Linked DNA regions of Homo sapiens: region 2 is linked to region 1. The links are chromatin loops, found by intact Hi-C in ENCODE. Cell type or tissue: right lobe of liver. All regions are shown on one strand. Links, peaks and the distances in the headings refer to the core of each region. The heading gives the core; the rest is flanking DNA.

Region 1 (5,000 bases), core at 1-5,000:
GATAACATTTGACTTTCTGCCATCACTGTCTGGGGGCGGCGGGGTGGAGATAATTAGCAAAGGATGACAATTTATATGCAATTCGTATTATTGTTTGTTTTCTCTCATTGGGAGAGTAGATATAGAAGGAGAAAAAACTCCACCAGGACATTTCTGCTGTGAAAAAGTGGTATTTTTAAATAAATAATGATAATAATAACAAACACTTTCTGAAAGCCTCTATTTAGTAGTCTCTTTACTAAGCACAGACTAAGTGGGATTTATTAGTATTCTTTTGACAGATAAGGAAACTGAGATGTAGAGAGGTTAATTGATTTTCCCTCCAAGGATCCCAGCGAGGGATTGGGAGAATCACAATTCTAACTCTCATCTCTTTCACTCCAGAGCCAAAGCTCCCCACCAAGATGCTTTCCATGGTGGATTGGTGCTCTCAATCCACCATGAAGGCTCTAATGTCTAGGTCTGCCATGCTGTGCTGTGGTCCCTGGGTGAATAGCTCCCTACTCTGGGCTTCCTCACTTCCTTTCCTTAGGATATAAGAGTGTTAGACCACATGGTCACAGAGGTCCCTTCCATCCACATTCTGTGACTCCAAGATCCCAGCGATTACAGGTATCCCAGCCTTGGTTCCCCCTGCGGGAGATGTAAGGTCATTGTGGGGCAGGGTAAAAGGCAGTTTCAGACCCTTCAATTAAAGGATGCCCACTAGCTGTGGGACATCTGCCAGGAGAATACAAGCAGAGGTGAGAGGATGAGGGGATGAAAGGGGGAATTTAGGTCAACAATCTGGTTTCTTTCATGAGGCTAAAAAAATTAAAAGCTAAAGGTTGGAGCTGGTCCCTTTTTTGTTTTGTTTTGTTTTGCTTTCCCTTCCATGATTTAATCACTAGTATCAAAGCCACAGAGGAATGCTTGAGAGAGCAATCCTATGGAAAGCTTTTATCTGTCCAGAGGACAGTGATTAAAACAGACAGATTTGGGTTAAGTATACCCATGGTCCCTGCACTTGGTTCAGTCGGGGGGGAGACCCACCAAAATGACCTGGAGGACTCAGCACCATCAGGCATTCAGAGGAAGGCTGGGATATCACCGAGGAGGGTACCTGGGGGACTGCTCCTCAGCATCCTCATCCCTCCGGGTCCACCCCGGGTCAAAAGATTTGCCTTAGGCTCAGTGGAAGGAGGAGGCTTAAAGGGAGACATACAGGACTGGAGGATTATACCAAGTTATACTGGGTTCTGGACATCTCTGTGTCTTGTTCAAGAGAGGCAGGAGCATTGAAAGTAACCACATGGAACAATTCTCCAAGTCAGGGTTAGCTCAGGTGTTTCCCATGTGTTGGCCATGCAAGTGTAGGAGGAGGACCAGATTTCCTTTTGCAGGACGGCATGGAGCAGTAGAATGAACACCCTTGATGGCACCTGTGTCTGTTCTCCTGCCTGTATTCTTCTTCCTTGCCAGGAACTGTTATCTGAAAGCACCCTCACTAAATGGGTCTGTTCACCTTTTTTACTAGCTGTGTGACATCAGACAAGTTAATTCACCTCTCTGAACCTTAGTTTTCCCACATGTACACTAGGATGAAGAATCTTATCCTGTATACTTCACAGATGTCTTCTGAGAGAGAAAAGAGATAAATGTATGCATATTTCCTTGTAAACTATTTAAGGCTATCCAGATGTGAGGCAAGCTTGAGAGTAGTATGCCTGAGGGTTCCTGAAACCCATAAGTTTTAATAATACACAGACTTATGTGGTACATTTGGGATGGCAAACTGTAATTCCCTCTGGCTCTTGTGTCTCCAGCCTTCCTCCTTTGCTCATGTGTAAGCAGTCTGCATGGACGTAGAAAGGTTGGGGGATTACAGGCCAGTAAATCTGAGTTCGAATGCTGGCTTTGCCATTTACTAGCTATGGATGGGAAAGTCAGGGCTCCTTTCCCAGTATTAGTCTCCCCATCTGTAAAATGGGGATGATACATCTTCCTCTGACAGTTGTAGTGGGGGAACTAATGATAAAACAAATGTGACAGCACTTGGCACATGGCCACTGGCAACAAAACAAGTGTTACAACACATGGACAGTGGTGTGAGGCTGATCTGTGTATCTCAGCTCTGCTCCCTGTTAGCTGTGTAGCCTTGGACAAAATCTCTTTATCTCCTTGATAGTTTCCTCATATGTAAACTGATAATAATAAGTACTTAATAAATAGTGCCATTTCGAGGATTTAGTAAGAGAATCCAAAGGCTCATTTGCATAGAATGGGATTGTTGTAGCTACACTTTTTAAAAATGTGTGTTAATAATAAATATCTTTCCGGCCAGGCAAGGTGGCTCACGCCTGTAATCCCTGCACTTTGGGAGGCTGAGGTGGGCAGATCACCTGAGGTCAGGAGTTCAAGACCAGCCTGGCCAACATGATGAAACCCTGTCTCTACTAAAAATACAAAAAATTAGCTGGGCATGGTGATGTGTGCCTGTAATCCCAGCTACTCAGGAGGCTAAGGCAGGAGAATCACTTGAACCCAGGAGGCAGAGATTGCAGTAAGCCGAGATCGCGCCACTGCATTCCAGCCTGGGCAACAAGAGCGAAACTCCGTCTCAAACAAATAAATGAACAAACAAACAAAAAATAATATCTTTCCTTCTTTTTCAGAATTGGGATTATTTCCCCCCTTTTTGTGCTGTTAAACACACACATAAAGGTTCCTTTCTGACACTGTTCTCTGAAATGAAGATGCATGTTTATTGCTCTTTTTTCACACATTGTCGATGAAATCAGTGCATATAAAATTGGTGCACATCAACGTAAGAAAGGAAGTGGGGAAGGACAAGAAAAAAAGATCAAGGAGAAAGAAGAGGTGGGGGATGGGGTCAAAGAAGTACACTATAACAATATGAACTATTGTTCATCCTTGAAAGTTGCACAGCACAAACCAGATCCTGGTGGACTAAGGAGGGCTGATGTTGGGGCTGTCTTGGAAGAGAGATCTTTCCTTCGGTCATTTTAATGACTTGAGAATCTACAAGCTCCTCTCTCCACTCACTCATCAAGCCTGGAGACAATGATACCACTTGCCAGAAAATGGTCAAGGACCAGTGCATCCTGCTGTCATACCCTGCATGGCAGCCCCAAGACTGACCCTTCACCATTCATTGAATTAGGCAGAGTCAGGGCTGGAAATTCTCTTACTGGTTATTTAATCATCCCCTTTCACACCTAACCTCATATTTGAATCATCTGTACAACATTTTAACAAATGACTGACCACTCATATTTCCAGGCCAGCACAATGATTGGCAAGTAGAAAGCACCAATTAAGTTGACAAAATGCTTATATGTATGCATGCATTTAAGGGGAAATAAAGAAATGCATGTGAGGGTGCTTGCATGAGTGAAAGCACAGTGGACAGTCTGGTAGTGAAGAGCACAATTTGGGAGTGAATACAGCTGTTTTAAGTTCTGGCTCTGTGATGACCTTGAGGCAGCTCTGGTTGGAAGGATGTAATAAGACACTGTTCATAGAACACTTTTCAAAGTGCATGGTGTACAATAAGCATCCAAGAAATGGGCATCATGAAGGATGTATGTGAGGAAAGTAAAACCAAATGCACATGGGAAGTATCAGAGAAATGAGACAGAATTGAAGAAGAAGGAGAGAACTGTTTCTAATAAGCTCAGAAACATATTTTACATGTCCCTGCAAAGCCACATGGACATGTCAATTTAATGTCACTAATAAAAATATTGGGGGGGGGGGTCTTTCCTCTCAGTACTCCAGAGATCAAGACATTAATAGCCATTAATACTGTTGGAGAAGTAAAGGAAGCTTCCCTGATGTGGTAACTTTCTCCCAGTTTTGCTATAATCAGACCTTGGCTCATCTTGTCAACTCCATTTTTATTTCTCTGTGTAACTTTGCTTGTGTGTATGTTCATGCACATATGTTTAAAGTTTAAAAGAATATATCACATATTGCCTAGCATAATGGTGGCACTTAGTAGGTGCTCAACAGACTCTAATTGAATGAATGCTCTACATGCAGTTATGTGGATACTATAGTATTCTATCCACAAGTTCACAGACTAACAGGAGAGAGGGATATTTATCTTTCCAAGCTGGGGTGTGAGATATGATTTCAAATATCAACTCTGCTACCATGGAGCAGAGATTAGAGCAAGTCATAATTTTGGTCTGAGCTTTTCTTCTGTTACTTGGTAAAATGAGCATCCTATTATGCACCATAAAGGGTATGAAAAAACAAAGCTGGTGCTTAATCCATCATAATTACATTATTGGAACACTCTTCTAACTGGCCCATGGTCCAGAAGTTTCATTGCTCCCTTATACAGCCTGTGAAGCATCACCAGATTCATCTTCCTAAAATCCTATTTTTCACTATTCCCCCAAACAGACAAACCTCTTTCTCTGATGCTCTCAGAATAAAGACCAACAACAATTTTGCATTTCAGAAATTGGTCTCAATCTATCTCTGAGTGTGTAGACAGACTCTGGTAAGATTTCCTCACTTTGGCCCACACTGTTTCCTACAGGTAGAAATGTCTCCCTATTGTCCCTGTCCTTTTCTCTTTTCTGATCTTCAAGACAATACCAGTATTACTTCTTCCAGTAGACCTTCAGTCTTCATGAGTCTCCACCATCAGTGTATAAGTGTTGATGAGCACCTGCTATCTGGCACAGATGTAGTCAGTCTTTGACCCAGCCATCTTTCTGTACCAGCCACAGGACACTTGGGCTGTTTCTTGATAGTTCCCACATGTAGTTGTTGAGGGCACAGCCTCTCTTTTCTCCTGAGTCTTTCTGAGGTCCTAATACTGTTTTTGGTTGTTTAGTTGTTGATCTAATTTTTTTTCATGGCAATGATCACTGTTGACAGTATGACTCATTTCTGAGGTCAACCTCCAATGGTACTCTCCCCCACTCGACTGTAAGCCTCATAAGAACAGACAGTACATGTCTATCACCACCCTGTATCACTAT
Region 2 (16,173 bases), core at 6,886-11,885, 390 kb before region 1:
AATAGGGATATTAATCCCCATTCACAAGGTTGTCATGAGAGATATGTGAAACACCAGGTCGTATGCCTAGTCAGTGCCTGACATATTAGTAACTGCTTCTTAGGGGACTGATCAGTCCTCCTTCCTCTTTTCATTGTCCACAGCTGCATCTGGCCACTGCTCCACACCGGCCTCCTGGATATAGGATGAATTCCCTGTAAAAGGGAGAGTTCAAAGTGAGGCCAAATGGCACCCAAATGCAAATAGAGGGGTGGGGCGCTCAATAACCTTTTGGGTTCATTGAAACTTATAATTCTGCTACTTTGTAAAATGCTTCCCAGGTTGGGAAGGTCAGTGTTGGGACAAAGGGCCACTCATGAGCTTCCTCCTCCCTCTTCCTCTCCCCATCACCAGTGCCCTGAGCTTTTCTCCTTTTAGCACATTGCCAGAGAGTTGCCCTTTAGCTGGATAACTCCCCAGCATGTATTCTCATTTCCCTTATCAGCTCACTATGCAATGAATCTGTTCACATTCTCCTGCCTAGCTTTAGTGTACAGTCCAATATACAGGGAGAGGCACACAGTCAATATTTTGAGGGGAAAATGATTAAGGAACTTGCTTTTGGGACTATCTGCAGTAGTCAGCACCCCCTGAACTTTCTACTGCAGACTCTCTCAGACAGTGCCTTTTCTATATGAACAATGTTAGGAAATCCACTTGGGGTGCTTTCTTAGCCTAGGACCCCAAGACCTTATATTAATATAACAAAGATACATTGATTGCTGACTATGTGTCAACCTAGATGCTTAGTAAAGATGTGCTTTTTCTCTAATGATCTATAAATTAAGACTCAATGGAAGCTAGAGAATTTAAGGTGGTCTGGATCCTGCCATCTCCCCAGCCTCACTTCTCATCACTCCTCTGTAGGGATCCTGTACTCATCCACACCAAAGCAGTTGCATTCCCTGAAAGACTGTGCCATATTACCTTTGTTCATCTTTTTGGACCTTACCATCCTTCTGAATTTTTCTTTCTTTTTTTTTTAATTATACATTCCAGAACACTTGAGTTTTTTAATCAGTAAGTTTGTATTTTTATAATTATTAAAAACATAATTTTACTATGAAAAAAAGAGGTAAGCCAATAAAAGTGATACTGCAGTATCTGGGTTGTGGTAATTTAGAGGTAAATACAGGTGTCATCACCAAGCAAAAGGAATTAAAAGTAGAGCCTTGAAGGACAAGGTAGGACTTGAATGAAACGAAGAAAGAAGGGTGTTCTAATTGCAAGTACAAAAGTCTGAAGGTTGTAGCTTGTGAATCATGCACAAGGACAAGAGACACCAAGACAAATGTAGGTTAGTTGGTATGGATGCTGAAGGGAGTAAGGATAGAGTCTTAACTTGAAATCTGCTGTACATTGTCTTTCATTGAATGCCAGGCTGCTGCACTTGATTTTGAGCCCGTACCAGTTGGAGGGTTACTGAAGTTTAATGTGCAAAGGAATAACATCATGGGGTCTGTGCTACAGATAAAATAGCAGAGATGTTGCCCTGATACATCTGATGAAACTGGGACTTCTGCACGTTGGCTTTGCTACCTGCAAAGGGGGAGGTGGTCCACACACAGTCGGTAGAAACGGGCAAGCATTTTACCATTGGCCTTGACTTATTGAAAGGAGAAAAGGCCAATCTCTTTTTCAAGAGGAAACTAGATTTGTTGTCTTTCTCTGCCTTCCCAACAGACTAAATCCAGGCACATGTTCACAAGCACCTTCCACTGGGATCAGTGAGCTGTTTATTCAGCTTATCTCAAATGCAGGCAGCTTTCTCTTTGCATAGCTGCAATAAGCTCACCCTCAGGGCTTAGAACACAATTGAAGTGGGGTTGGGTGGAGTGGGAGACAGAAAGGGAACAGTTATGAGCAGGTCTGGGGCCTGGCACTGGCCTTTGAGTATACTGCTCACTATCTTTTAAAAAGTGATTCCTGTAGCCAAAAAAGGCCACATTTCCTACCTTTTTCCTTCTTACTTAAGGCTTGGCAAGTTAGGACCCATGGGCTGGCTGTCTGTTTTGTAGATAAAGTTTTATTGGAACACAGCCATGTCCTTTTATTTACATATTATCTATGGCTGTTTTCACACTACATGGCAATGTCAAGCACTTGCAACAGAGACTGTGTGGCTCACAAGGCAGAAAATATTTACTACCAGCTACTTCATATTTAAAAGTTGCTGACCTTTGATCTAACTAAGCTTCCTCTATCCTTCAAAGCATAGCTAAAATTCACTTCCCCTGGGAAGTTTTCCCCGATTCTCCCAGGTCTCACTCAGTCCTCTCACCTTGGATGTACAATGCCACTTCTTGTCCACATTTTTTATACCATGTTTCTCTTTTTTATATGATTTTAAAAACAATTCTAAGTACAACGTATGGCTTTGGGGACAACTGCCACATTTTATACTTTCTATAAAATCATACTCACAGGAGTTGGCAAAGTGGAAGTTGTATATGGTTTATAGAGAGGTGCCTGGTATTGAGTGTTGCTGTCACTGACCAATGCCATAACTTGGGACAAACCACTTCACTTCTCTGAGTCTCTCTTCTCATCTGTCATTTAACATGATAACATAGTACCTACCTGTGTAGGTTAGTACAAGATCCAAAGAGATTAACTAAAACAAACACACAAAAGCAAAAGCAAACAAACAAAAAACATGATTCTTGTAGTAAATAGTTATTTAATAATAACTGAATTATGCTACTTGGGGTCTTGCTTTGCCCATGTGTAAATTTAGAATTTTGTCCCATAACATTCTGGAAAAAAAATCCATTATTCATATCTTTTGTGAAATGCTGAGTACAGTCTCCTCCTTTCTTAGAAATTCATAAGACATTATCATATTAAAGGCTCTGAGATATCCCATGAGAAAAAAAATCTGTTTAACTTTATTTAATCCTGTATTTTTCAAATTTATTTGGCCACACCTTCAAATAACTATTAATGTCTCATGGGAGGTAATGTTCTGAAGAACACACTTTCGACCAATTGGGCCAAGTGGTCTTTTGGTTCACCTGGAGCTGTCATCCTGAGTTAAAGAATAGCCATTGCTTATCAGAGCCTCTTCTTTAATCACCAGCACAAGGAATGCAATGAAAACTCATGTTTTTGCATAAAATGGTGCCTTTGGTTGTGTTTCTTCTATAACGCAGGAAATAGTAAATGTGTATATTCTCAAACCCCACGATATTAGCCATGCAGGCTGTTGGATGTTCTGCCTCCTGATGTGTGTGTGTGTATATATGTGTGTGTGTGTGTGTGTGTGCATGTACCCACATGTGTGCACGCATGTACCCACATGTGTGCACACAGCACCTTTCTCTTCCTCTTGAGGCTGTCAGAGTCACGCACCTGGGGCATTACAAGTCCTGGGTACCTCTATAACTATTCCCTTTCTTCTCACAAGAGTGCCTTTGACCTCTTTCTGTTAAATCCCCTAGAAACATTTCAGTCCTCCCTCTTTCTGGAACTGGAACCCTTGGGTCTCCACCTTGGGTCCCTGCTGCAAAGGGGAAATTGGGGTCTTGGGAAATTATTCCCAAGGGAAAGCGTGAAGTCATTGGGTAAGCATAGATTTGAGATTCTGACTTCCTCAAACATAAATTGGGAATAGCTGACCCTTTCACCAGTGAGGGCTAGCACACATTTTGTTGGCTTATGCCCATGGGGCTGAGACCCAAGTAGGCGGTCAGGGAAGCCTTCCTCACCATCTGCTTAAGACGCATCTGCCGAATACTCAGTATCTCAGTGCACTTATTCACACCCTCTTTCATTCTCCAAAACATCTCGCTTTCAACGGCAAATTATAGGCGACCCTACCCATTCCTCTCCTAAAGTCCCTTATTAAGAAGGCTGGAAGTCTCAGGGGTGAGCAGCAAGGGAAAGAGGAAGTCTGTTTCCAGTGGTGTTCATGGCCCATACAGCCAACAGAGGGCGCTCCCACACCACGCAACACTGGGGTCCAAGGATCCAGGCAGGCCCTGGGGAAGGCGGCCAGCTGACCTTTCTCCAGGCTGTTCTTGGGTTGCCAGAGCAGCGGAGGTGTCAGCTGAGAGTGGTCACAGCCTGGGGAGGAGAAGGCAGGGAGAGAGGCTGGGGCACCCGAAGGGGAGGAGGAGCTGGCAGGGAAAACACACAGACACATTTCACAGAGGCAGAGACACAGGGGAACACACAGAATATGCAGTTGTACCTACAAACAACAAATGCAACATACCCCACACAGACACAGCATGCAGCCAGGGGATTTAGAGAAATCATATAGGGTGCAGACTCACAAATGAATGCAATCCATCCCATACAGGTATACACAATGCAGTCACCTCAGCCAGCTAAACAAAAACAAAGGCAACACACAGATACCAACACATATAAACATGCATGTGAGCACATCACCCAACAGGGACATTCAAGCTATGTGCAGCCAACGAAAGGCAGATAACAAAGAGACACGGTCACACACACACGGGAAGCACACAGACACATACAGTAGATCCACAACACATACAAAGTTACACACCATGGGGATAGCATGCCACGCACAGACAACACACAGCTTGTACTCAACACATGACAGATGCCTCAAGAGGCGTATCATAGATAAACAGCACAGGCACACAGATGCGTAAACATAGCCACCTTCCCACAGGCATACTGTAAAGATATACATACCGTGTGCCACATGGATCCACCCAGCACAAACAGACACAGACACATTAGATGGCATCCACTCACGTAGCACCCACAGCACAGCACACACCAAATACTCACACTCACCGTATGGACATAACTCCACATGGATCAAAAGCACTTGTAATTCAGTAAATGTTTCTAAAAGAGAAAAGAGGGAGAGGCCAGAAATAGGGAAAGAGAAAGGGTTGTGAAAGATGGAAAAAGAGACAGAATAGAAGAAAAGTGAGAAGACCCAGGGAAGGAGGGCTGGAGTCCAGATTGAGTGCTCAGCTTGGTCTCTTTCCCCTCTCTGCCTCGGTCATGATAGCAAAGAACAAGGTGATTTCAGGTGGCTCCCTTGGGGAAACCACATAGACTTGATGGCTACAGTAGGAGCTGATGGTGCCCCAGGGAGAGGAAACCACCAGCGTGGGGCCAGGGATTGTGCCTCAGTCTCATCTGGGGCAGTGGCACCGAATCATATCTGAGTCCTTGCAGCTTCCATTTCATCTCCAGGGAGATCAGCTCCAATCTTCCCCATCTCATTTAATCCTGACCTGTGAGTGTCTTACTGTTCATATCTGACTTTCTCTAGGCAGCAAATGTTGCAAAGAAACAATTACCAAAACTCTCAGGATGTATCTCCTTCTTCCTTTTAAAAATATACCTTTTTTAAAAAATAAAAGGAGAACATGTGAGTGATCCTAACAGAGCTTGTTCTGCCAGAAAAGACAGGACAGGTCAGGATGGTACAGGATTCAGCAAAGGTTGCTTATTATGTAACTAAACAAATAAAACTTACTTGGAATCACAGGATTTTGAGTGAAACAGATTCAGATGAGCACACTTTCTCAAGCAACCATCCTGGCCCAGATCAATGCAGGGTGCTGGGATATAGAAATAACAGACTCAGCCGGGCGCGGTGGCTCACGCCTGTAATCCCAGCACTTTGGGAGGCCAAGGCGGGTGGATCACGAGGTCAGGAGATCAAGACCATCCTGGCTAACACGGTGAAACCCCGTCTGTACTAAAAATACAAAAAAAATTAGCCGGGCATGGTGGCGGGCGCCGGTAGTCCCAGCTACTCGAGAGGCTGAGGCAGGAGAAAGGCATGAACCTGGGAGGCGGAGCTTGCAGTGAGCCGAGATGATGCCACTGCACTCCAGCCTGGAGCCGGGGCGACCGAGTGAGATTCTGTCTCAAAAAAAAAAAGAGACTAAAAGCCCTCATGTTAAAACCTGTAGAACAATAGGTGATAGAGATATAAAATTTAAAACTTATACAATAAGAGAGAAAGGGTTAAGTAAATATATAGGATTTGGTTATTCTTATATTGATAAGGAAAGAAGGGGCAGAATGAACATTAATTGTAAACCCACTATATGAACTGTGCTGGGCACTGTATATCAGTTATCTCAGTTAAAGCTCATAAAACAACTTTGGAAAGTAGAAATTATCAGCTTCATGCTTCAGATAAAGAAAGCAAGGCTAGAAACGTGAAACCACCTGCTCAAGACAACAAAGTTAGGGAGCCCAGATTCGAACCGAGTAATCTGCTTCAAAGCCCCCTGACTTTTCCACCCCATGGTAATAAGCATCTCCAATGACTTTTCACATCTTGAGCAAGAGCCAACAGAAGCAGGAGACAGACAGTCAAAGCAAGGAGACTCTGAATTAGACGGCATGACGGAATACATTAGACTCTCCAACCAGTCAGAGAAACCTTGGGCTATGAACTTGCTGGTCATTTCCCCAAGGCCTTGCATGCTCCAGTTTCTGGGTCTGGAAAGAGGTCTCCACTTAGGTATCAATATGCTGATTCCCAAAGTTCCTGCTGAGGCCCTCTGTCCTTGGGCGGTTCAGCTCTCGGCTCCATCATCACGCAGCCTACCATATGAGCCAGGTGTCAGGGATCTCTGGCATCTTGAGTTTTCCTAGGTGTCAATACGTAGAGAAAAGAAGGAAGGCAGCAAAACACATGAACCCAAATGTGAATTGAAGCTGAAGAGAACCAAATTCTGTTCTCCAGTTCACATGGTCTGGAGCACACATTTCTGTATCACTGAGTGTCTGTCGTGAATTTTCAGATAAACAGCAGAGCTGGAAGGAACACTTGAGATTGTCTAGTTCTTTACTGGTAGGAAAGCTAAGGTCTAATAACATGCCTTAATTTATTACTGCTGTGTTTTGATTGATAATCATAACAGCAAACATTTATGAAGTACTTAATATTGTGCCAGGAACTACGTTAAGCACTTTGCACATATTGCATCATCAGATGTTCACCATGCTTCTGTTAGGCCTGCACTATATTTGTCATTTTCACACACAAGCAAACCAAAGCTCTGAGACTTGCAGTGGCTTGCCATGGGTTGCACGGCTAGCCAGTGACACCATTGGCATGCAAACGAGGCCCGTCTGATTCTTAGTTCTAATTCCCAATGACTTTGGTTCGTTGCTTCCCTGACTACTCAGGAAACATGAAAAGGGACATTTCGCCCTGATTTAGAAAGAAGGTAACTCAGGTGCCTAGAAGAAGAATATCTTGCTCACACTCCAGAGCTCTGAACCTCTCATCTGCTTCCCTACCTACTGTTCCTTGGACCAACCTTGACCCTATCATTTTTCTTTCAGGGTTGGTTTAAAAAAAAATAGTGTCAGAGTAAAAAAAGGCCTCACCTTGCCTAAAGGATATTTTTGTAATACTGGAAAGTGGCATTCTCCCTGTCCTAAGCTTCTTTCTTCTTTAACAGGCCATCCAATTGTTGCCTTCCAGTTGGCTCCTTCGGGAGGGGGATCCTCTATCCCTTGGCCCCTTCAGTCTTGCCTGGTTCAATTTGGTCCTGTGGTCCTGATCCCCCATCAAGGTAGTAGTATCTTTCCTTAATTCAAACCTGAACTGAATATATGTCCCTGGGCCTCAGAGAGGGACCAGACTCAGGATGGTGAAATAACTGGCCTGGAGTGTCCCAACAAAGACTCTGTGTGTAGAGAATGGAGAGCTGGCTGGTAAGGCTGGGGGCTAGAGTGTTCAAATGTTGTTTATGCTGGTAGGATGGGTCTCTCATTCAGCAAGAAGATTTATCTGGCATTACGTAGCTCTGTCTGCTGAGATTTGGCTACCGATTCAGGTTCTGAAGATGGACAGGTTAATGGCTGCCTTTGTTCTCAAATATATTGAATTTTCTCCCTCGCTTTTCTTGGTCTTTCATCTACTTAACATCTCCTAAAAAAAGATAAAAATTAAAATTTAAAAATTTAAAAAAATATCCAAAACTCTTTCCATGTGATGAGCTCACTATAGGCTAGTCCACTAGTACAGTATTGAATTGAAATGCAAAGCATCCTTGTCCCAATAGGAAGGTTTTCTACCTGCTAAATGGATCTCAGAATCATTTCTTAATTTTTTTTGCATTATACATTTTCTAATATCCTGGTGAGAAGGAGAAATGAGAGTATATCCCACATTTGGGGGCTTCATCTGAATTATTAATGACATCTAGAGAAGAATACTTAGGCCTTTACCAAGAGACTAAGTACCTGAATTATAGTTTCAGCTCCACCATTTGTTAGCTGTTTAATCGCATCTTTACAGTGAGGTGATAATAATATTCATGTATACAGTAGAGGCTCAGTGAATGTTAGCTACTATTTTTGCTACCTGTTTCATTATGGTTATTATTAAAGGCACAGTCTCTCTGAGGCTTGGTTTTCATATCTGGGATGCAGAGATAATAACTCTTACCTTGACATTTTGGGAGAGGGGTGTAAAATGAGAAAGTGCCTAGCATACAGCCTGGCAGGCAGTACAGTTTCAATAACTAGCAGTTATTCAATAACTAGTAGTATGATCTGTCCTGCCTTCTGCCTGCCAACCGTCCTTCCTTCATCTTCTTCGTGAAATAGTTCCCACACCACTACTTTATGTCTCTTATTTAAACCACCTCTTACTGGTCTTGCTGTCTTCTGCCTTCACTCCTTCAATCCATCTTCCATGCTACAGCCAGAAGGGTCCTCCAAGGCCATTTTGATGTCACAAGCCTCCTGTGACTATTCCCCATCTGGCAGAGCCTACATTTTTAGGGACATGAGAGCCCCTATCCACCCCCTGAACCCAGGGAGAAGCTGCATGTCCACAAGGTTTCCAGCCCACTGACTGGACAGAGACTTCCCAGAATAGGCTGTTGGCGCCCCACCCCGCCAACTGAGAAGAGCACTCAGTGGGGAAAAACTGGGGAGGGCTGTCAAGGGTGCCACCCAGAGAGACAGAAGCCTAGGCTTGCAGCCTCACAGAGGTGCACTACAGCCAGCTTGTCTGGCTCCTGAGGACAACTGCACACATATCTTCCCAAGTCCACGTTCAGGTAAATCACAGTGGTAGTGTGAAATTGGCCAGGGTGGAAGTATTTATATGTTGGAAATCAGCCAGTGCTATGAATCGGCACTTTTCCTCTCTTCCCACAGAGAGCCAAGTTGTTAAACATTTACCAGCACTCAACTGAACCTCAGTCTTATCAATTGTTCACAAGTCACATGACCTCTCTCAGCCTTGGTTCCTTCATATGTACATTGAGGATAGTGTGTTAGCTTGGATCCTCTGAGAAGCAGATGCTGAGATGGGATAAAACATCAAAGGATTGTATTAAGGGAAAGGCCTATGTGAGAGAAGATGGGAGTTTGCTGTGAAGGCTGGGTGGGAGCCATCAGGTTGGGGGGAGTCTGACCCTGTGTGAAGGAGAGTGGGAAGGAAGGCTGTGCAGAAGCATCCCAGGCTGCTGCCCAGCCTAAGGGAATCCTCAAGACAGTCTGCCATCTGAGGATTCCTGTATCTCCCAGAATGGGCTTGCCTTAGTATCCCTGCTATGCCCAGTCGTTGGCTAGGAACAGCCTGTAGGAAGTGTGTCCTCAGTGCAGATGCAGGGTTAAAATTCAGAGTACTCAGACTAGGGCTCTTGATTAGTTAAGCCCCCTGCCATTGGATTTCCGCATGGTGAATCAATTCCGCTGCAGGTATTGACACATCAAATCCTGTTGATCCAGGTCACTACATATACCTTTAGAAATATTTTCTAAGCACCTAACCTATGTGAAACACTGTTCTGAGTCCTGGGGATGGAGAAATTTCCATTAATAAAGTTCTGGACCTTATGGGCCCCATACAGAGGAGATTAACAAGTAAACAGATATATTCAGGATAATGTGAAAAGTAAGGGGATGATGGCTAAGGAGGCTGTCAGTAAAGGCTACATAGAAAAACAAAGGATTGAGCTGATCCTGGAATGAGCCCAGTATTGGGTGAAATGGGAATTCCAGGCAGAAAAATCTTCAAAAGCAAAGGCCCAACATATGAAAGAACATGAAAGATTCAAGGACTTGTGCATGACTCAACATTGATTCAACATGAGATACAAAAGCAGAATTAGTGAGAAATGACCCTGGAGGAGAAATCAAGGCCAGACAAGACTAAGGAATTAGATGCATTTATTGTTTTTTTCTTTTATAGTGTAGACAAGTGAAGACTATTACAGACTTTCCATCAGAGGCATATTTTAGAATGATCACTGGCTGCAGCTTGGAGGATGGACTGGAGGGCTATGTAAGAGACAGAGCTTACACATGTAGAAGGCTGCTGGATGTGGAAGATGAGTGAAGAGTCTAAAACAGTATCCAAGTATCCAGCTTGTGTTATATGTACTTGTAATCGAAGGTCTCTCTCTAGATCTTCTACACCATAGTTTTCTAACTTCAGGTCATAATCCATTAGTAGGTTGTAAAGTCAACTTATTGGATTGGAGCCAACATTTAAAAAAAGAAAATAGGATGTAGGCTGAGTGTGGTGGCTCATGCCTGTAATCCCAGCCCTTTGGGAGGCTGAGACAGGTGGATCTCTTGAGTCCAGGAGTTCAAGACCAGCCTGGACAACATGGCGAGACCCTGTCTCTGCTAAAAATACAAACAAAAAAATAGCCAGGCCACATGGTGGTGTGTGCCCATGGTCCCAGTTACTCAGGAGACTGAGGCTGAGGTGGGAAGATCACTTGAGCTTGGGGTCCGGGGTGGGAATGGGTGGGCAGGTGGAGGGAAGGGTGTGACTGGAGGTTGCAGTGAGCCGATATCACACTACTGCACTCCAGCCTGGGTGATGAAGTGAGACACTGTCTCAAAATAAATAAATAAATATATATATATATATATATATATATATATATATATATATATGGAGAGAGAGAGAGAGAGAGAGAGAGAGAGAGAGAGAAACAGTGTCTTAAAAACATTATCCTGAATGTATTATACATACATTATCCTGAATGTATTTGTTTACTTGTTAATCTCCTCAGTATGGGGCATATGTGTGTGTGTGTGTGTGTGTGTGTGTGTGTGTGTGTGTGTGTTTGTGGCAAGCCTAAGGATTTTTTCATAAAGCTTGCATTTCAGTCATATATACATGCATGTGTATACTAGGTTGGGATGGAAAACATATGAATCACACTAGGTTGGGATGGAAAATATATGAAATAGACTAGAAAATATTGTAAGGCAGTGTTGTGTCTTACATATCTTAAACTCAAGGAATTATTGAGTTGAATGAGGCGTTTGGTTCTAGCTGGCTTAGGTTTGTACTCTAAGTCTACCTCCTTCAATTGGACAATGATGCTTAGAGGAGTTAAGTGATTTCTCCAAGATGAGATAACTCTCATCATATCCCTTACAATACCTGAGTTGATTAAGAAACTGAATCTGTGTATGCATTTATGAATGAATACAGATTATAAATTAGTATCATAGAAATATTTGAGTAAATTAATTAATGAATAAATGAATCCATGAATGAATGAATAACTAGATCTATATATGACTATATGAAAAAATAAATAAATGAAGTAATGAAGGAAAGAAGAATGGGAGGGAGGAAGAAAACTCTCGAATCCTTTCACAAGCACTGGGAATCTGTAGACTATCAGCCAAGAAGTGAAGGATTTCTGAATGACCCCAGGCAGGGGACAACAACCAGTTGGAATTAATCATGTGGCCAGCACAGAGATCAGCCAAAGTTGATGCAAGTATCATTACTTGATACTGCAAGTAACGATGGCCTTGCAGTAGACTTTGTTACACACCCGTTTATTGGGTGAGCTATTAACTGTCCCAGCATGGGGGTAGCAAGGCACCTGACATTAGAGAATGAATGAGATGTTTAGGGTGGGGAGAGGTGGGCTCTTTTTCCAGCTCTGGTCTGCTGAGTCATCTCCAGCCCCAAGGGTTGCCATGCCATCATTTATCCATCCCATGACTGGGAGGCAATCAGTTCCATGCACTTTGGGCCACCTCAGAAAGCTACATGTTTAGTTCAGGGGAGAAGTGCATTAACATGGAAGAGCAAGACCCAAAGAGCCACCTGAGATCACTAAAAGTTAATCAGGCCTATGTCATTTTAACTATTTGAATCAGGTTTAGGTTCGACTCTGGACTTCTCTACTTATTTGATGTGTGGCACTGGGTTAGTCACTTTACCATTCTGAGCTTCCACTTACTCAACTGTAAAATAGACAAAATATCAATCTTAAACTAGTTCTGTAATCCATGTGCTTTGCAAAGAGTTTATGGTATATAAATGCTTGTCCTCTACCTCTCTTCTTTGTCCTTAAAATCTCCCATGCTTTTTATCTGCTTACCAATTCAGTTATTCAACAAATATCTATTGAGTTCTTACTATGTACCAGGCACTGGTATCAGCAGTTAACCAAAGAGAGAAAACTCCTTGTCTTCATGGAGCCAGCATTCTGGAACGTCAGGTTGCAGATGCAATCCAGAGACACCATTCACTCAGCTCTAAAAGATGATTCTAGAAGGAAAGGGAGACAGGAAAAGGAAAAAAGTACAAAATAAATATTTTATCAGATGTTGATAATTGATACAGAAGAAAAAGAAAAGCAGAAAAAAAGACAACTATGCTAGATGAGGGAAAGGGCTGTCTAGTTTTAAATAAGTAAGTCAGAAAAGGGCAATGTTGGAGCAAAGATCGGAAGGAGATGAGAGACCTGAACAAAGAGCATCTCAGGTAGAGGGAATAGCAAGTGCAAGACCTTGAGATGGAAGCGCGTCTGATGTGTTTGAGGATGACAAAGAGATCATTGTTCATGTGGTTCTCTCTATTGCAAATTCTTTCCTTGCTATTCTGTTGGGATAATTTTTTTATTTTTATTTTTATTTTTATTTTTATTTTTATTTTTTTGAGACAGAGTCTCGCTCTATCACCCAGGCTGGAGTGCAGTGGCGTGATCTTGGCTCACTGCAAACTCTGCCTCCCGGGTTCACACCATTCTCCTGCCTCAGCCTCCTGAGTAGCTGGGACTATAGGCACCCACCCCCGCACCCGGCTAATTTTTTGTATTTTTAATAGAGACGGGGTTTCACCGTGTTAGCCAGGATGGTCTCTATCTCCTGACCTTATGATCCGCCCACCTCGGCCTCCCAAAGTGCTGGGATTACAGGTGTGAGCCACCGCACCCAGCCTGGCTGGGAGAATTCTTACCTAATCTTTAGACCCTCCTTCTCTTTTGTCATACCAGATAGAAAAATTACTCTGCAATGGTCTACTTACATCTCTTCTCCTGCAGAATGCAAGTTCCATGAGGGCAAGGCTTATGCCTCTCTTGGTCACCTCTGTGTCTTTAAGACCAAGCATACTTTCTGGCTCAGAGTAGGCACTGAATGAATATTTATTAAATGCAGTGTTAAATGAACACATGAGCTTTCCGAACCTTCCCTCTGTCTTCAGCTTAATCAGTGCCTCTTCATCCTTCATTTTTCAAAATCACGCATAACCTTTGCTTTCTCCAAGAAGCATTCTTTTTTTTTTTTTTTTTTTTTTTTAATGAGGCAGTCACTCGCACTGTCACCCAGGCTGCAGTGCAATGGCATGATCTCGGCTCACTGCAACCTCTGCCTCCCAGTTTCAAGCAATTTTTCTGCCTCAGCCTCCTGAGTAACTGGGATTACAGGCACCCTGCTAATTTTTGTATTTTTTTTCTTAGTAGAGATGGGGTTTCGCCATGTTGGCCAGGCTGGTCTTGAACTCCTGACCTCAGGTGATCCGCCCGCCTAGGCCTCCCAAAGTGCTGGGATTACAGATGTGAGCCACCGTGCCCAGCCCAAGAAGCATGCTTTAACTTGTCAAGGTTATGCTCACCTCTCCTTAACCTGATCTCCAAAGTTCACACAGGAGAACATTAGTCCAGTGGAATGCTAATATATGAGCCGTAGAATATAAAAACAGTTCTGGGACTAGTTAGTTTGGAAAAACGTTGGTTAATCAAATGTAAACAGGTTTCTTTATTCACTGACTTTACAGAAACTTTAATATGTCAAAGGGGCTTGTGAATTTCAAAGAGAGGGGAATTAAGGAAAGTTTCCTAAATGTGCTTGACTATGATGCTTTTTCTAAAGGAACAATTTTCAGGAACCCACTTTGGGAAATACTGACTGAAAATTTGTTGGGATTCTCCCATCTTCTGGACTGTTCTTTGGTTTAACCTCAGCCAACCTCTTTCACTCTAGCTTCATCGCCTGTGGCAGCCACCCTGGTTTTGATTTCTACCTCCCGCTTGCCTGCGGAGAAAAGGGCTTCTCAGGAAGAAGAAATTACCCAACATTTTAACATTTTCCTGGCCATTAGGGAATTCCTAAAGGAATATGAAGAATCCTAATTGTGTGAATTGAGAGGAAGTCAAGGGAATGAAAAGGGGACACCTATGTCCCAGGCCAGTGGAGGACAAAGACATGGCTTTCCTTCTTACCCTCCATAGCTACCTTCTCAAATAGTCTCAACAATAAAAGTTTGGCAGGTCAGTTCATGCTGTAACAATTAAATTAGTTGTGGTATGTAATAGATGCAGCTTGATACTCATAGGGATGGGATCTTTATCTTTGCTCCCTGGGGCTGTGGGAGACTCCAACAGGCTCCTTTAGATTTTGACAAGGAGACTCTTGTTTTCTCCTTCTCATTTTATTTGTGTCTTTCTCAAAGTCATTCTCTGTTTCTGTTTTTCTCTTTGGTAGTCTACTTTGTCTCCTTGGTGTAAATTTGTGTAATTCCTTTGTGTTGATTTGGAATGGCTTTTCTCAACCTGGCACCTGATGATCCAGCCAAACTTTAGGGAGTGGAAGATGATAACTGGTATAGTGGAGAAATGAGAAAAATATAACTGATTTTACCTCAATATATTTTATTCTACTTGAATTTCATTTAAATTAATGAAGATTTATTGAACTTCTACCAAGGGCCCTTTTCAGTCAAGGCATTGAGGAGGCTAAGATGATTAAGTTCTAGCCATTGTTCACAAGAACTTTCTAGCATAGCAGGGGAGACAGACATAAGAAGATGACCAAATGCATCACGATGCATACCAGATTAGAGGATATTAGGCAAGAGGGAATCTGGGTGCGAGTGTTTGGACGATTTGTGCTCATGGGATGAGTTTGAAGCAGGGACACACTCTCTCTCTCTTAAAGCATTGGTTCTCAACATGTTAGTCCTCCAGCCTTATTTTCCCTACACCCTCTCTCAGCTTCATCTTTACAAACTAACCCAGAGTTCATCTAGATATCTCTATGTCTACCCCATCCTAGCATAACAACACATGTACATTTTTCTTTGTTCTTGTGGAAACTTTCCTGGCTGCTTTGCCAAATACCAGTTTTGATGTGTAGTTTAAATAACTTTAACTTTTTCTGAGAAGCTTTCTGACTATTTTCCCTCTCTACCTCCCTTCCAGACACAAATATTGATACTTAAATTCTGTGCACCTAACATAATGTTCATGCCTTCAGCTATTCAAAAAATATCTATTGAATGCCTCCCAGGTCCCAGAGACATTTTGCTAGAGGTTAAAGACAGATATGTCAAGAGGATATGGCATAGCTCTGACCACATGGCACTTGCAGTCTAGTAGGAGACAAACACATCAATTGAATTATAAAACTAATGAATGTATAAGGAAGAACCATCCAGAAGAAAGAGCTCACTTGTGCTAAAGACTTGAGGCTGGAGGGAAGCTGGAATGATGGACTGATAGACAAACTTATTGAAGGTTACTATGAAGGGAGGAGAGAGAGAGGGGAAGAACAAGAAGAAGAGGGAGGAAGGATAGGGAAGTCCAGATCCACTGGGTCTAATGTTAAGGTTTTTGGAATTATTCTAAATATAATGGAAATCTGGGGACTGGCTGGCTTGATGCTCCGTAAGGGGTAAGACTATTTTATTAATCACTGCCTCCGCAGTTACCAGAAAAGTGCCTGGCATGAAGGCTTATGGAATGAGTGAAGGAGCTAGTGAGTTAGTGATGTAATGAGATTTTACTTTACAAATGCCACTGGGCTGTTATGTGGAGAATGAATTGCAAGGAGGCAAGAGAGGCAATGTATATAAGCCAAAGAAATGTGTAAGTCACATTTACACATTGT

The links. Peaks named below come from ENCODE experiments on the same cell type or tissue, not always from the same donor. Only the 100,000 strongest peaks of a DNase experiment are listed, where the experiment ranks them.
Region 2: it touches region 1 in a loop (3-fold over the local background); 14 of 110 quality-filtered maps call a loop at or near these places.

Annotation. Positions count from the first base shown.
Region 1 is chr9:116,175,725-116,180,724 of GRCh38, reverse strand. The region is part of intron 1 of PAPPA (pappalysin 1); the gene reads right to left. Among named protein-coding and RNA genes, the nearest start is that of PAPPA, 24 kb to the right of the region's middle. In right lobe of liver, for the core only: no CTCF peak of the experiment used is centred there; a DNase peak (open chromatin) is centred at 2,054.
Region 2 is chr9:116,560,145-116,576,317 of GRCh38, reverse strand. All of the region lies in intron 19 of ASTN2 (astrotactin 2), which reads left to right. LOC107987014 (a long non-coding RNA gene) reads right to left here and starts at 8,692. Exons shown (of 3, transcript NR_171890.1): 1 at 8,456-8,692; 2 at 7,390-7,936; 3 at 6,388-6,644. ASTN2-AS1 (ASTN2 antisense RNA 1) reads right to left here. Exons shown (of 12, transcript NR_033973.1): 12 at 14,025-14,319. In right lobe of liver, for the core only: no CTCF peak of the experiment used is centred there; a DNase peak (open chromatin) is centred at 9,027; H3K4me3 peaks cover 380 bases; H3K27ac peaks cover 1,921 bases.